Regions from separate parts of the Homo sapiens genome. Here region 1 is linked to region 2. A link is an interaction called in ENCODE POLR2A ChIA-PET data of the cell type or tissue named here. Cell type or tissue: B cell. All regions are shown on one strand. Links, peaks and the distances in the headings refer to the core of each region. The heading gives the core; the rest is flanking DNA.

Region 1 (8,144 bases), core at 2,267-6,266, 290 kb after region 2:
GAACTTTTTTTTTTTTTTTTGAGATGGAGTCTTGCTCTGTCACCCAGGCTGGGGTGCAGTGGTGTGATCTTGGCTCACTGCAACCTCCGCCTCCTGGGTTCACACCATTCTCTTGCCTCAGACTCCCCAGTAGCTGGGACTACAGGCGCCCGCCACCATGCCCAGCTAATTTTTTTGTATTTTTAGTAGAGACAGGGTTTCATTGTGTTAGCCAGGAGGGTCTCAATCTCCTGACCTCGGGATCTGCCAACCTCGGCCTCCCAAAGTGCTGGGATTACAGGCATGAGCCACTGTACCTGGCCTGAACTTTGTATAAATGATATCAATCTCCTGTACTGTATTCCAATTTGATTTTTAAATTCAGCATTATATTGGTGAGTTTGTTTCATGTGGGCATCTGAAGCTGTTGTCTGTGTTTACAGCTGTATAGTATTCCTTTGAGTGTGTCCCTGTTATTGGTTGTCTGGGTCATTTCTGGGCTTTGCTGTCATGAACAAGGCTGCTACAAGCACTGTGCACGGGCCCTAGGCATCCACGTGCAGCAGGTGCTCCAGGAGTAGGAGTGGGCAGGTCCCCTTTATGGAGGATATGTCCTCTCACAGTGGCTGTACTGCTTCCCACTGCCACCAGAGGGGGAGTCCCCTTTGCTCCACATCTTCCCCAACTAACACTGGTCTTTTCAGATTTTTAAGTACTTACCAACGTGGTTTTGTCTTGTTTTGTTTTGTTTGTTTGTTTGCTTGATGCAGTCTTGCTCTGTTGCCCAGGCTGGAGTGCAGTGGTGCCATCATAGCTTACTGCAGCCTTCACCTCCTGGGCCCAAGTGATCCTCCTGCCTCAGCCTCCTGAGTAGCTGGGACTATAGGCTTATGCCACCGCACCTGGCTAATTTAAAAAAAAAAAAAGAAAAAATTAAGGCTGGGCGCGATGGCTCATGCCTATAATCCCAGCACTTGGGAGGCCGAGGTGGGCGGATCCTGAGGTCAGGAGATCGAGACCATCCTGGCTAACATGGGTGCAACCTCATCTCGACTAAAAAAAAAATACAAAAAAAAAAAAATTAGCCAGGCGTGGTGGCGGGTGCCTGTAGTCCCAGCTACTCAGGAGGCTGAGGCAGGAGAATGGCGTGAACTCGGGAGGCAGAGCTTCAGTGAGCCGAGATCATGCCACTGCACTCCAGCCTGGGCAAAAAAGCGAGACTCCGTCTCAAAAAAAAAAATTGTGCCTGGGTGCGGTGGCTCACGCCTGTTATCCCAGCATTTTTCGAGGCCAAGGAGGGTGGATTGCTGGAGGCCAGGAGTTCAAGACCAGCCTGGGCAACATAATAAAACCCCATCTCTACAAAAAAGTACAAAAATTAGCTGGATGTGCTGGTACATGCCTGTAGTCCCAGCTCTAGGGAGGCTGAAGTGGGAGGATCACCTGAGCCCAGGAGGCTGAGGCTGCAGTGAGCCAAGATCACGGCACTGCACTCCAGCCTGGGCAAGAGAGTGAGACACTGTCTCAAAAACAAAAAAATTTTTTTTTAGAGGTGGGGTCTTGCTATATTGCCTAAGCCAGTCTCAAACTCCTGGCCTCAGGTGATCCTCCTGCCTTGGCCTCGCAAAGTGCTAGGATTATTCAGGCATGAGCCACCACACCCAGCTGAATCCGGATTTTTTTTTAATTAACTTTATTGAGATATACATACAAGAAAATGCACCCATGTAAGTTCAGCTTGCTCTCTTTTAATAAGTGTAACCAGCACCTCAATAAAGATATAGAACATGTCCACAACTCCACAAAGCCCACCGGTGCCCTTTGAGGTCAGTCCCTACCCTTGGTCCCAGGCAACCACGGATCTGCCTTCTGTTGGGGATGACTTTTGGTGTTTCTTTTGCTCAGCATGTTTCTGAGATTCGTGGGTGTTGTACACACCAGTGGTCTGTGCCTCACAATTGCAGAACAGGGTTTTGCATACTTTATTCACTCATCCACTGATGGACATTTAGATAGTTTCCAGTTGGGGACTATCAAAAATAAAAATGTTGTGAACATTCAGTTATAGATATTTGTTGGGACATAGGTTTCATTTCCCTTGAGTAGATACCTAGGAGTGGAAGTGAATTGCAGAGTTGTGGGTTAAGTAGTGTAGGTCAAGCTTTGAAACTTCCCAGTGATTCTCTACCCATGGCCGCGCAGGCCTCTAGTGGCTTTGTATCTTCTCCAGCCATTGGCATTGTTGGTCCTCTTTTTTTTTTTTGAAATGGGGTCTTGCTCTGTCACCCAGGCTGGAGTGCAATGGCACGATCTTGGGTCACTGCAACCTCCTGGGTTCAAGCAGTTCTCCTGCTTCAGCCTCCCAAGTAGCTGGAATTACAGGCATGTGCCACCATGCCCTGATAATTTTTGTATTTTTAGTAGAGACGGGGTTTCGCCATGTTGGCCAGCCTGATCTCAAACGCCTGACCTCAGGTGATCCGCCCACTTTGGCCTCCCACGGTGCTGGGATTACAGGCATGAGCCACCAGGCCCACCCATTGGTCTTCTTAATTTTGGCTCCTCTGGTGGGTGTGTAGTAGTCTCTCTTGTGGTTTTGATTTGCATTTCTTTGCTAACTGAAGGTGCAGCACATTTTAATTGTTAGCTGACATTTGTAATTTATAGTTGTGAACTGGCAGGCCATTTGCCTTCAGTGGGAAAATCTGTGTGTGTGTTGCTTGTCTTATTATTGTAAGAGTTTGTTTTTCTCTGGATTTGAGTTCCTGTTGTGCGAGAGATACATAGGGTATTTTCTCCCAGTCTGTAGCTTGTCTTTTCATTTCCTTTTCTTTTTCTTTTTTTTGAGACAGAGTCTTGCCCTGTCGCCCAGGCTGGGGTGCAGTGGCGCGATCTCAGCTCACTCCAGGCTTGTCTCGAACTCCTGACCTCATGATCCACCTGCCTCAGCCTCCCAAAGTGCTGGGATTAGAGGCGTGAGCCACCGCACCCAGACTTCATTTCTTTTTCTTTTTTTTGAGACAGAGTCTTGCTCCGTTGCCCAGGCTAGAGTGCAGTGGCGCGATCTTGGCTCACTGCAACCTCTGCCTCCCAGGTTCAAGCTTTTCTCCTGCCTCAGCCACATGAATGCTGGGACTACAGGCGCCTACCACCACGCCTGGCTAATTTTTGTATTTTTATTAGAGACAGGGTTTCACCATATTGGGCAGGCTGATCTCGATCTCCTGACCTCGTGATCCGCCCGCCTCGGCCTCCCAAAGTGCTGGGATCACAGGCATGAGCCACTGCGACCAGCCTCTTCTTAATGGTATGTTTTGTTGAAGAGAATTTTTTTTTTTTTTTTTGAGGCACGGTCTTGCTCTGTCACCCAGACTGGAGTGCAGTGGCATGATCATAGCTCACTGCAACCTCTAACTCTTGGGCTCAAGTTATCCTCACACCTCAGCCTCCTGAGTAGCTGGGACCACTGCCTGACTAACTTTTTTATTTTGAATAGGGTCTCACTATATTGCTCAGGCTGGTCTTCAACTCCTGAGCTCAAGTGACCCTCCTGCCTCAGACTCTCAAAGTGATGGAATTACAGGCATAAGTCACTGCACCCGGCCCAAAAATACTATCTTAATTACTGAAGTTTTGTGGTGAGTTTTGAAATCAGGCCATGCATGTCTCCAGGTTTGTTCTGCAAGTGTGTCTCCCATGCCTTATCCTTTGCATCATTGTACAAAGTCAGCTTGCTAGGCCAGGCATGGTGGCTTATGCCTGTAATCCCAGCACTTTGGGAGGCCAAGATGAGTGGATCACTTGAGGCCAGGAGTTTGAGACCAGCCTGGCTAACATGGTGAAACCCCGTCTCTACTAAAAATACAAAAAAAATTAGCTGGGCGAGGTGGTGGGCGCCTGTAATCCCAGCTACTCAGGAGGCTGAGGCAAGAGAATCATTTCAACCCAGGAGGCAGAGGTTGCAGTGAGCTGAGATCATGGCACTGCACTCCAGCCTGGGTGACAGATCAAGATTCTGTCTCAAAAAATAAATTAATTTAAAAAAATGCTGGGACCGTAAGTTTTGTTTGTCGGGTTTTAGCACAGAAAAGCATAAGGAAGAAATAGTGCATAATGCCACTGCTAAGATCACATCCTTAACCTCAAAAAGTGAAAAAGGAATGCAAGAGAATGGTTAAACATGTTATAATACGTTGTCCATTTCCTCTCTGAAAAAAGTCTGTGTCGACAGTTTCATGGGTTACCTTTGCAATATTTTTTTCTATACATCCTTTCCTAAAAATGCAGCCAGAAGGCACCATACTTTTATTTATTTATTTACTGTTTTTTGAGACGGAGTCTCACTCTGTCACCCAGGCTGAAGTGCAGTGGTGCGATCTCAGCTCACTGCAACCTCTGCCTCCCAGGTTCAAGTGATTCTCCTGCCTCTGCCTCCCGAGTAACTGGGATTACAGGCATGCACCACCACTCCCAGCTAATTTTGTATTTTTAGTAGAGATGGGATTTCACCGTGTTGGCCAGGCTGGTCTCAAACTCCTGATCTCAAGTCATCCACCCACCTCGGCCTCCCAAAGTGTTGGGATTACAGGAGTGAACCACCACTCCTGGCCCAGAAGGCACCATACTCTACACGTTGTCTTGCACCTGGAGGTTTTGCTTACTGCTCTGGAGGGTCTCCCTCTTTTCTATGAATGGCTGCAGAGTGTCCCCCCGAAACACACTTGCGCTGCAGGGTGACCAGTCAGTCCCTGCTGACAGCCACAGAGGTGGTTTCCAGTTTTGCTCATAGGAAGTTCTATAGTGGGTACCTTTTTATGGCTGCCTTGGCATAGCTCTCTGTAGGTGCAGTGGGTATCGCGTTCGCCCCAGAACTCTGGGTGTCAGAAGTGTTCTAGTCATGCTTTGCTGTGGCTGCCCTTCTCTTTTTTCTTTTTTTGAGATGGAGTCTCGCTATGTTGCCCAGGCTGGAGTGCAGTGGTGTGATCTCGGCTCACTGCAAGCTCTGCCTCCTGGGTTCACGCCATTCTCCTGCCTCAGCCTCCCGAGTAGCTGGGACTACAGGTGCCCACCACCACGCCCGGCTAATTTTTTGTATTTTTAGTAGAGACAGGATTTCACCGTATTAGCCAGGATGGTCTCGATCTCCTGACCTCATGATCCGCCCACCTCGGCCTCCCAAAGTGCTGGGATTACAGGCTTGAGCCACCGCGCCTGGCCCGGCCTTTTCTCTGTGTCACTTCTCATCTGCCTTCTGTCCATCTGGCCCCCACGCCCATTGGAGCTCCCAATCTTCCTCACTCAGGGTAAGATGCAGGATCTCCCTATGTGGGCCCTGGACAAGGGAGTTGTATCTTCCCTCCTGGGAACATGTGTACAGTGGTGGCTCTCACCCAGGAAATTTTCCCCCAAGTGCCATCTAGGACAGTATGGAGACATTTTTGGTTGTTGCAAGTGGGGGCTGGGGGTGGCTATTGGCATCTAGTGAGTGAATACCAGGAATTCTGCTCACCATCTGTGTTAGTTGGGATTGTCCAGAGAAACAGAACCAGTACTACAGATATTTATAGAGAAAGAGATCTATTGTAAGGACTTGGCTCATGCAACTATGGAGGCTGGTGAGTCCCAAGATCTGCAGGCAAGACCCAGGGACACTGATGTGTGTTCCAGGCCAGAGACTGGCAGGCTCGAGACCCAGGAGGAGGAGATGTTTCACTTTGAGTCCAAAGACAGGAAAAAGCCAATGTCCCAGTTTGAAGGCCTCAGGGAGGAGGAGTTTCCTCTTACTCAGGGGAGGAGCAGCATTTTTGTTCCATTCAGGCTTTTGAACTGAGAGATGAGGCCTGTCCGCCTTGTAGAGGACTGTCGGCTTCACTCAGTGCTGTGGTCTGAATGTCTGTGTCCCCCCAAAATTCAATGTTGAAGCCAACCCCAAGGTGATGGTATTAGGAGACGGGGGCATTAGGGAGATGATTAGGTCATGGGGGAGGAGCCTCAGGAATGGGATCAGTGCCCTAATAAAGGAGGCCTCAGAAAGCCACCTTGCCCCCTCCACCACCTGCCCCTTCCACTATGTGGGGACACAGTGAGAAGGTGCTCTCTATGAGGTAGGGGCCCTCTCCGCATGCCAAATCCGCCGGCTCCTTGATCTTGGACTCTCTAGCCTCCAGGACTATGAAAACACATTTCTGTAGTTTATAAACCACTCAGTCTAGTATTTTATTATAGCAGCCCAAATGGACTAAAACAACCAGTCTGCCAATTCAAATATTAATCTCATCCAGAAACACCCTCACAGACACACCCAGTCAGGTTAACACATGAAATTCACCATCACAGCATCCTACAATGCCCAGAACAATGCCTTCCACAACTCGTAATTCTTTGGTCCAAATGTCAGTAGTGCGGAGATTGAGAAACCCTGGCGCAGAGGAAGGAGCTGCATTTATCTTGATACAAAGGCGTATCTAGGATAAATTTCTATGAAAGGGTGTTTGCATACTTTATATTTTAATAGATATTGCCAAACTGTCCCTGGAAGGATTGCACTAGGTAAGACTACACTCTACAGTGTACAAGAAGGATGTTTGTTATCTCATGGCCTCTCCAGCAGTGGTTATTGTCAAGTGTTTATGCTTGGAACATTTTTTTCTCATCAGAGAGCTGTAGAACCAAGCCTTTGACCAGCAAATCCAGGGACTCTGTAGCCTACTAGTTTTAGCTGTTTTCTAATTATTTTTATAATACAATTCACTGGCTGCTAATGTGGTGAAGCAGGTTCACATTCCTGAGGGCTGAGAGTCGTTTCTGCGTGTTGGGGCTGATTGTAAGCAGCTTGGCTGGGTCTGTACAGTGCTAACTTGAGGTGGTTCCCCTTGAAAGAGGCCAAGGACAGAACTCACTGGGGTTGTCCACTGGGCTGGGGAAAGACATACTTCCCCTGGAGTGGGAACTTACAAGAGGGAAGAGAAGCAAGGCTCAGCAAGGGGCTGGGTCCCAGGCATCTTCACGGAGGCTGCCCTGGGCAGAGAGGCCTCCCCAGGGAGCAGCCCTAAGCCAGGCACCCCCTTCCTTCCCTCTGCCTAGCCCTGCCTGTCACCTCCTCTAACTTCCATCCCTGGGGGACTCTGCTTCTCCTTGGTCCTGCTAGCAGGAGCATCTTCCTGGAGCCAAGTGGGGCCCCAAGGGAGGTCTGGTCAGTTCTAGTTCCCCACAGCCCTGCTTGCTCATGGGCCCCCATGGTCCCTGCCCCGGAAGCATCCCGTAGTTTTTGGCACCTGGTGTGGGCTGGCCCTTGCCCCAGTCTCCACCCTTGGGCGTCTCCCAGCCCTTTCCCGGCAGGTCCCCCTGCAACCCACCCAGTGCCTGGAAACCACACCAGGGTGCCGGAGGCCTTGGGGTGCAGGCATCGGCTTCATATGCATGGATGGTGACACATTCCTTTACAGTCTCTCTCTCGGGCACAGAGAGGGCTATGAGTCCTGCTGGCCAAGCCTGCCTACGCCATAATCCAGCTCTTTGTCACTGCTGCCTACAGCACTTGCATAACCCTGTGACTCAAGAAGTTTCTGTCTGCCTGGGACCTGCCATCACTGTTCCCGTCAGTCCTCTGGAAGGTTCCCAAGGGCTCCTCCCTCCTCCATCCCAGCAGGTGGCTGGCCTGTGTCTGCTTCTTTAGCGGGGTGCCCATGCAAACTGCCTGGTGCCTCCGTGTGGCCTCTCTTGGCCTCCTCTCTTCCAACCGTTCAGAGCTTCACTCTTCCTGCACACCCCCGTCCGCACCCAAGGTCTGCGGTCCTGTGTTCTACAAAGCCTCTGCCTGTTACTCTCTGAAACCTGGGGTGGGAACGCATCTTTATTGCTTCAGTGGCTCCCACTCCAGCCTCATCAGTGGTGCCCTGAGGCCAATTTCAAGCCTGTTGAACTCCAGGCTTGCTATAATGTTTCTTGATCCTTCTCTCAGCTAGTTACCTGCCTATAGAGGCTCTGTCCAGGGAACACGAAGAGAAGGGTGTCCTGCTGAGCACAGTAGGGGATGGCTGTGGCCCTTCTCTCCTCCACCCTAGCCAAGCCAGCGAAATATGTTACAAGGCCCAAGGGCTCTCTCCAGGCCTAACACCCTACCCTAGCCTGCAGAGCTACTCTGTCCCTGCAAGCATGGTGTCCGT
Region 2 (8,144 bases), core at 372-4,371:
TCTTGAACATGCAGGCACTGTCCAGTGTGAGGTGAGCCGGTGGGCATCGCCAGGCCCCTCCCTAGCCCACACCTCACACCCTCCCCCAGGCACATACAGAGAGGCTCTCTCAAACATTCACACTGACGGGCTGGCTCACACTCACAGTCACACACGCACTCACACTCACAATTAGATATTCCTCTGCCAGCAGCTTTACATGCTCCTGCCTCACTTGCTAAGCGAAATAAAGAAGAAGCAGGCTTCACACAGTGACAGGCACACAGTGAGCTGGCCCTGGCTGCCTTGAGCCTGCCCTGGTTGCCTTGAGCAGGCAGGTGTGCCTCTGGGCAGGGCGTGGCGCAGGCCTGGGCTCTGGCAGCGTCCTGGTGGCTGTGGATGCCGACCAGCTCTATGGTGGAGCACCCCCACCACACACAGTCTCCTGAGTGCTCACTGTCTTGGGGCAAAACCCCTTTTGAGTGGACGTTTCTTTAAATGACTCCAGAATCGCTCAGGTGGGCATTTATGATTGGCTACTGCCGCATTCCTAACGAGTTCAATGGGGGGCAATATTAAGATTTCTAAACAGAAAATACATGTTTTGCTGCATTCTTCTCATAGCACAAGAGATAAACTCAGGTTTCCAGAGGTCAAACATGGCAGAGCAATAAAAATACACCAGATGGAATGTGAGCTGTGCTCAGCCTCGGTGTGTTCAAAGGTAGCTGTCTGGCAAGACAGAGCCTGGTTCAACCCCATCTCGGGGGAATTATGCTTCTGGTCAGGATGGAGTAATAGAAACCAGATTTACTCTCACCTGGAACAACAACAAAAATGGACAAAACCTACGAAACAAGTTTGCAAGGCTCTACACCAAGCGGTAAAACACTGTGGTCCCTGAGAGACGGGAATGAATGAGGTGAGCCCTCCTATTGCCCCAGCTCACTGCCCAGAGACCATTTCTGGGCCATGGATCAGGGAAGGGAAGCCCTGTGGGGCCCAGTGGACTCTCTAAGTTGAGAAGACAAAACTGGGAGGCCCAGAAGACTAAGGTGGCCAGAGTCCACAGCATGGAGCCCTGAAGATGAGAGAGCTGCAGAGAGAGAGAGAACCCAGAGATCTCAGAGGGGCTCCTCGAGGACCGTTCAGCATGTGTGCGGTGGGGAGAGCACATGAGGCCAGAGAAAGAACCACCTGTGAGGACCACAGGGAGCTTTCACAGGGCAGGGACACGCCTATGCCCACCAGCCAGCCCTAAAAGCCCCACAGGTCACGGGGCATTGCGTTGAATACTCAGAGGGTCTTGCTTCAGGAATGATGGATAATTAGCCCTGCAGTGATCACTGCTCTGGTCCCACCTAGCAAATATTAACAAAACTTAACAGGAAGAAGTCCATATGTTTACCCAACTGCATCCTTGAACAAAGCTAAAAAATATTTATAGAACTACAAAAATATCTAGTGCATGGCAAGGTAAAATTCCCATAGTCTGGCATCCAATCAAAAATCACCAGGCAGAGGCCGGGCACAGTGGCTCACGCCTGTAATCCCAGCACTTTAGGAGGCCAAGGCAGATGGATCACTTGAGGGCAGGAGTTCGAGACCAGCCTGGCCAACATGGAGAAACCCTATCTCTACTAAAAATACAAAAATTAGCCAGGCATGGTGGTGCGTGCCTGTAATCCCAGCTGCTTAGGAGGCTGAGGCAGGAGAACTGCTTGAACTCAGGAGGCGGATGTTGCGGTGAGCTGAAATTGCACAACTGCACTCCAGCCTGGGCGACAGAGCAAAACTCTGTCTCAAAAAAAAAAAAAAAAAAAAAAAAAATTACCAGGCATAAAAGGGACTATAACTAATGAAGAGAAAAAATTCAATATAAACTGACCCATAACTAACACAGATGTTGGAATTAGCAAAAAGGGACATTAAAAACTACTATCATGTCTGTGTCATCCTATGTTCTAAAATCCAGTAGAGACGTGGAGAATGTAAGAAGGCCCACATTAAACTTCCAGAGATGAAAACTACGAAGTGTGAGACCAAAAACACACTGGAAGGAATTAACAACCAATTAGACATTGCAGAAGAAAAACTAGTGAATTTGAAGAGACAGGAACAGAAACTACCCAAAATGAAACACACACACACACACAGAGAAACTGAGCAACAGTGAAATGTGGGAAAACTTCAAGTAGTGTAATACATGTGTGATCAGAGTCTCAAAAAGGGGTGGACAAAAAAAATATTTGAGGAAATAATGACAAGTTTTCTAGATTTGATGGAAACTATAAATCTACACATCTAAGAAGCTCAATGTAAAACAAGCACAAGAAATCCTTGTAGTTAAAACTTTTCCCACATGGAGAACTTCAGGCACAGAGATCTTCACTGGTGAATTCTACAAACATTTCAGGAAAATAATGATGCTAATTCTATACCTACATCTAATGATCTTTCAGACCTTTTTTTTTTTTTTTTTTTGAGATGGAGTCTCGCTCTGTCACACAGACTGGAGTTCAGTGGCCACAATCTAGGTTCACTGCAACCTCCGCCTCCTGGGTTCAAGTGATTCTCCCACCTCAGCCTCCTGAGTAGCTGGGATTACAGGCACCCACCACCACGCCTGGCTAATTTTTGTATTTTTTTTAGTAGAGATGGGTTTTCACCATGTTGGCCAGACTGGTCTCGAACTCCTGACCTCAAGTGATCCTCCCACCTCAGCCTCCCAAAGTGCTGGGATTACAGGCATGAGCTACCACATCCAGCCAGATCTTTCAGACCATTTTTAAAAAGGGAATAGAATACAGATGAATCTAGAAATAATTATGCTGAACAAAAGGAGCCACAGAAGACCTACTGTGTTTTCTCATTACTACAGAATTCTAGGAAGTGCAAAGTAGCCTATGGTGCTAGGAAGCAGATCAGCTGGGTGCCTGGAAGGAATGGGAGGGGCTGTGGGGTTGGTGTGGGGGAGGGGGGTGGATGGGTGGAGGGGGCTGGGGAGGTGGGGAGTGCTTACAAAGGAGCACAAGAGCTTTGTGGGATGTTGCACACATATTCATTACCTTGATTGTGGTGATAATTTCATGAGCACACCCCATGTCAAAGTTTATCCAACTGTACACTTTAAACATTATGCATCAATGGTACGCCAAGTATACCTCACAGGGCTGATCAAGAAAAATCCCACCCTAGCCAGGTGTGGTGGTGGGCTCCTGTAATCCCAGCTACTCGAAAGGCTGAGGCAGGAGAAATGCTTGAACCCTGGAGGCGGAGGTTGCAGTGAGCAGAGATATCACCACTGCACTCCAGCCTAGGGGAAAGAGCCAGATTCTGTCTCAAAAAAAAAAAAAAAAAAAAAAAAAAAGAAAAGAAAAGAAAAGAAAAGAAAAATCCCACCCTTATCGCCTTTGAACTGTACAAACTTCGTGAGTTTCAGACATTCCTAAGCATCATTTTCCTTACCACAGAAGGGAGGATGGATCATGATGGATCATGAGGAGAGGTGAGGAGGTGTGTGGTTGCAGCCTAGGAGGCCCAAGCAGCCCGGGTCCCCAGACATCCTGTCCAGAGGAGAGGGATGCACTGTGCTCATCGGAGGCCCTCAAATCACTCCCATCTTGGAAGGGCTTTTGTCCAAGAGCAGATGAACCAAAACAAATGAAGGACACTCACCTCCAGCTTTGCGTTTGCAACTCTGTATTGCAAACACCTGTGTTATGGATCCTGTCGGTACCCCCCAATTCACACACTGAAGTCCTAGCCCCCAGTACCTCAAAATGAAGGCATGTTTGGAGACAGGGTCTTTACAAAGGCAATCAAATTAAAAGTGAGGTTTTTAGGGTGCCCTTGGTGGGGGCAACCTGGGTTGAGGAGCCCCTAATTGTCACTTCACTTCCTTCTATTCTGTTGCAAGGACTTTTTACAGAGTATGCGTTGTTTTAAAATAAAAAAGGTAATGAGAACAGAAAACAAAGAGAGCTGGATAGAGGGGCAGGAGAGGGATGAGCTACTTTGGGAAGTGTAGCCGGGCAGAGCCCCTCTGCGGCCAAAGGCTTTTGCCAGCAGCAACCCTCCTGGGCTGGTGTGGCCACTGCCTGGCCTTCAAGGCACAGGTGCATGCACACATGCATAAACAAACGCACATGTGCACATACATACACATGTGTGCACACGTATGCTGAAAAATAAAAAGGCCTGTGTCTGAGGAATGCCAGCCCCTTTATATAATCAGGCATTGAGAGGCACTGGAATGCAACACAGTCATGTGTCACTCCCCATCGAGCAAAATAGGTCCCTCCTGAAACCACTTGCTATGCAGGCTTGAGACTAACAGATGCCAAGTAGCCCTAAAATGCCACATTCCCTGTAGTTCAACAGTGGCTGGCCAATCACTAGCCAGTGTTATTTCTGTGAACCAATGAGAGTTCCTGATGAACAATGGTCACCACCCCCTCTCCTGATTCATCCTTTCTTTTCTTTAAACACTTGAGCCTCTCTTTTGTTCTCCAGACATTCCTTGAGGCAACTTGGAAGTGTCTCCCTGGCTGCAGTCCTCAACCTTGTGCTTGAATAAACTCTCTTTAGACTATATTCTGATTCTCTTGATTATTTTAGGTTGACAATGCATACACACATATAAGGCAAGTACACCCATGCACACCCATGCCCAGGGTCAGTGCTGAGCCCTTTCTCACATTCGCAGGGGACGTTTCTGTCCTTCATATGAGGACGCCGAGGCTCAGAGAGGCTGGCCCTGGGACACAGGTGCTGGAAGCCCCCGGGCTTGGGTCACTCTGGTCCGCCCAGGGCTATGCCTATGTTTCCACAGGGGCATTGAGGAAGCCGAGGTCAGTTCTCTGTATGCAGCCACCTCAGCTTTCCCTTTAAGAAGCCCTGAGCCGCCTGAGGTGAGCAAGGCTGGAGCTGCTGACCCAGATGAGCCGTGCCCACTGTGGACTCAGCCAGGGAACAGGTCCCAGACACTCAGGGCTGCCACCTTGTAGCACGAGGAAATCCACAAACCTGAAGAAATTTAGAATGCCCCAGAATCCAGGGTGTCCTAGAACTGTTCATGTGTCTCCATCACAGCAGCCAGTGAGCAGGGGGATGAAGTGCTCTGGCCCCCGCCCCGTGTCCCTCCACAGTGCAGCGGTCCCCCAGATAGGCAGGGCTGGTCCCACAGATGGGCCACCAGTCTGCCTACCACCCAGCTCTATCTGCCACCAGATGTCCCTTCCCGGGAGGCCGTGCGGGAGTCCCCCCCCATCTGAAAGAAACCCACCACGGCACCTGTCCACTGTGCTGCCTGGAACCTAGTAGGCAGGGACCTCCCTTGTCCTGTCGCTGGAGTGGCCCAGTGGCCCCCGGCACACAGGAGGCTCCATAACAATGGCATGTTATGTAGGGGGAGCAACAAACGCGTTAGTGGTGGTTTTTAAACTGCCCGTATATTCTTTGATGCCACTTCAATCTAAAAGCGGACTCTGACATCCCTCCCCTAAATACAGAGCCCCTAAGAGACTCGCTGTAACTAGAGAGGGCAGCATGTGGGAGGCCAGGTCAGGAGGGAAGACAGCTCTGGGCTCTCACACTTGGAAGCCAGCACCTCACTGTGAGGGAGGCTTAGCCACTCAGAGAGGCATGCGGGGGCATCCCCGCCGACAGCAGGTGGCAGCCAGGCCTGAAGCCTTTGGGGGAAGCCTTATGCAATGGGTCCCAGCCCTGTGGGCAAGAGCCGCCCGCTGCACCCGGGTGGCCCAGAATCATGAGGGATGATGACGACAAGATCTCCCTTGTGGGTTACCCTGTGATAGAGAATCCAGGCAATACTGTAAGTGCCTCTAGGTGATACAATAAACCATGTGAACTGCCTATATCCGCTGGTCCCCATATGGCTTCTCACTGGCTTAACTTTGGTGCCTTGAGGTCCCAAACCCACTGAGGCCACCCACAGTGAGCAAGGCCCAGGGCACCCTGGCCATGCCCAGATGTAATGCCCAATGGCAGTCAATTAAAGCCACCAGGCTGGGCGCAGTGGCTTACACCTGCAATCCCAGCACTTTGGGAGGCTAAGGCACTTTGGCAGACCTCCACCTGAGGTCAGGAGTTCGAGACCAGCCTGATGAATATGGTGAAACCCCATCTCTACTAAAAATACAAAAATTAGCCAGGCGTGATGGCTTGCATCTGTAGTCCCAGCTATTCTGGAGGCTGAGACAGGAGAATTGCTTGTACCCATGAGGCGGAGGTTGCAGTGAGGAGATCACACCACTGCACTCCAGCCTGGGCCACAGAGTGAGACTCCGTGTCAAAAAAAAAAAAAAGAAAGAAAGAAAAAAGAAAAGAAAACAAAAATTAAAGCCACCTTGTGACCTAGCGGTGCCTGGAAGCCCAGAGTAATTACCTTGGGGTCTCAGCCTGGGAAATGCCCTGTCTGCTGTGGGAGTGGATGGAGGAGGGGTCTCCATCATCTCTGCTGAGAACTCAGTGAGGTGCTACATGCTCCTGAATTGGGATGGGGGTCAGAGGGGCCTCGGAGAGGGCAGGAAGTGAGGGCAAGCTGAGCAGGGAGAAGAGGAGGCAGATCAACGCAGCACCTCCCCGTTTGTAGTCATGCCATGAGCAGACACTCACAAATATGGCTCACACCGCCACCTTAACAAGTTACTTCTACTGTTTAAGACTGTATGAGTCTTCATGACCCATAGCCCTGGCATGACGCTGTGACTGTGGACTGGGAGAAGAGGCTGGACAGCCTGGAATCGGGGGCTGGTGGGCGGGGGGTATCTACCTCTCCCAAGGATGCGGCAGCTTTTCTTAGGGCAGCCACATTTAAACCAACACCAGTTTCCCATGTGAGTCCATCTAGTCAAGAATGTTTCTCCCAAAAGGTTTGAAAGCAGGGTCTTAAACAGGTACTTGTACACCCACATACATAGCAGCATTCCCTACAACAGCCAAAGGGTGGAAGCCCCTCAAGTGTCCATCCCTAGAAACCTGGATAAAGAAAAGGTGGCCTCTCCATAGAACAGAATCATGTTCAGCCTTAAACAGAAGGAGGCCGGGCGCAGTGGCTCATGCCTGTAATCCCAGCATCTTGGGAGGCCGAGGCGGGCGGATCACGAGGTCAAGAGATTGAGACCAGCCTGGTCAACATGATGAAACCCTGTCTCTACTAAAAATACAAAAATTAGCTGGGCATGGTGGTGCATGCCTGTAGTCTCAGCTACTTGGGAGGCTGAGGCAGGAGAATAGCTTGAACCTGGAAGGCAGAGGTAGCAGTGAGCTGAGATCGCGCCACTGCACTCCAGCCTGGTGACAGAGTGAGACTCCATCTCATAAGTAAATAAATAAACCGGAAGGAAATTCTGACCCATGCCACAACAGGGGTGGACCCTGAGGACATTATGCTAAGTGAAATAAGCTAGTCACAAAGGGACAAATCCTGTGTGATTCCACCTACGTTAGGTCCTAGAGGAGTCAAATTCACAGAGACAGAAACCAGAATGGTGGCTGCCAGGGCCAGGGGAGGGAATGGAGAGGGTTTAACAGGGACAGAGTTTCAGATTGGGAAGGTGAAGACGCTCTGGAGATGGATGGCAGTGATGGTTGCACAGCAATATGAATGTGCTGAGGGCACTGTACTGATCACTTAAAAACGATGAAGGAGGCTGGGCACGGTGGCTCACGCCTGTAATTCCAGCACTTTGGGAGGCCAAGGCAGATGGATCACCTGAGGTCAGGAGTTCAAGACCAGCCTGACCAATATGGTAAAACCCCCTCTCTACTAAAAATACAAGAAATTAGCTGGGCTTGGTGGTGGGCGCCTGTAATCCCAGCTACTTGGGAGGCTGAAGCAGGAGAATCGCTTGAACCTGGGAGATGGAGGTTGCAGTGAACCGAGATGGCTCCATTGCACTCCAGCCTGGGAGACAGAGTGAGACTCCATCCCCCCCCAAAAAAAAAAAAAAGAAAAAAGATGAAAGTGCTATGTTTTAGGTTATGTGTATTTTACTGCCATTTTTAAAAAGAAAACTTTTTTTAAACATATGCAGAAGATTCTCATGAGAAGTTTTTTGAATTTGCACCAAAATGACAAGGTGCGAAGGGCAAGGCCCTGTACCAGGCCAGCCTCCTTGTCAACCTCCCTGCCCAGCTGG

The links. ChIA-PET counts read pairs that join two places held together with the same protein. Peaks named below come from ENCODE experiments on the same cell type or tissue, not always from the same donor. Only the 100,000 strongest peaks of a DNase experiment are listed, where the experiment ranks them.
Region 1: POLR2A ChIA-PET joins it to region 2 with 9 read pairs; 2 of 35 experiments call an interaction of 5 or more read pairs at or near these places.

Annotation. Positions count from the first base shown.
Region 1 is chr9:92,679,614-92,687,757 of GRCh38, reverse strand. No RefSeq gene overlaps it. Among named protein-coding and RNA genes, the nearest start is that of IPPK, 14 kb to the right of the region's middle. RefSeq lists an enhancer at 1,732-1,901. In B cell, for the core only: no CTCF peak of the experiment used is centred there; no DNase peak of the experiment used is centred there.
Region 2 is chr9:92,966,772-92,974,915 of GRCh38, reverse strand. All of the region lies in intron 1 of FGD3 (FYVE, RhoGEF and PH domain containing 3), which reads right to left. Among named protein-coding and RNA genes, the nearest start is that of FGD3, 23 kb to the right of the region's middle. RefSeq lists an enhancer at 4,020-4,711. In B cell, for the core only: no CTCF peak of the experiment used is centred there; no DNase peak of the experiment used is centred there; H3K27ac peaks cover 1,902 bases.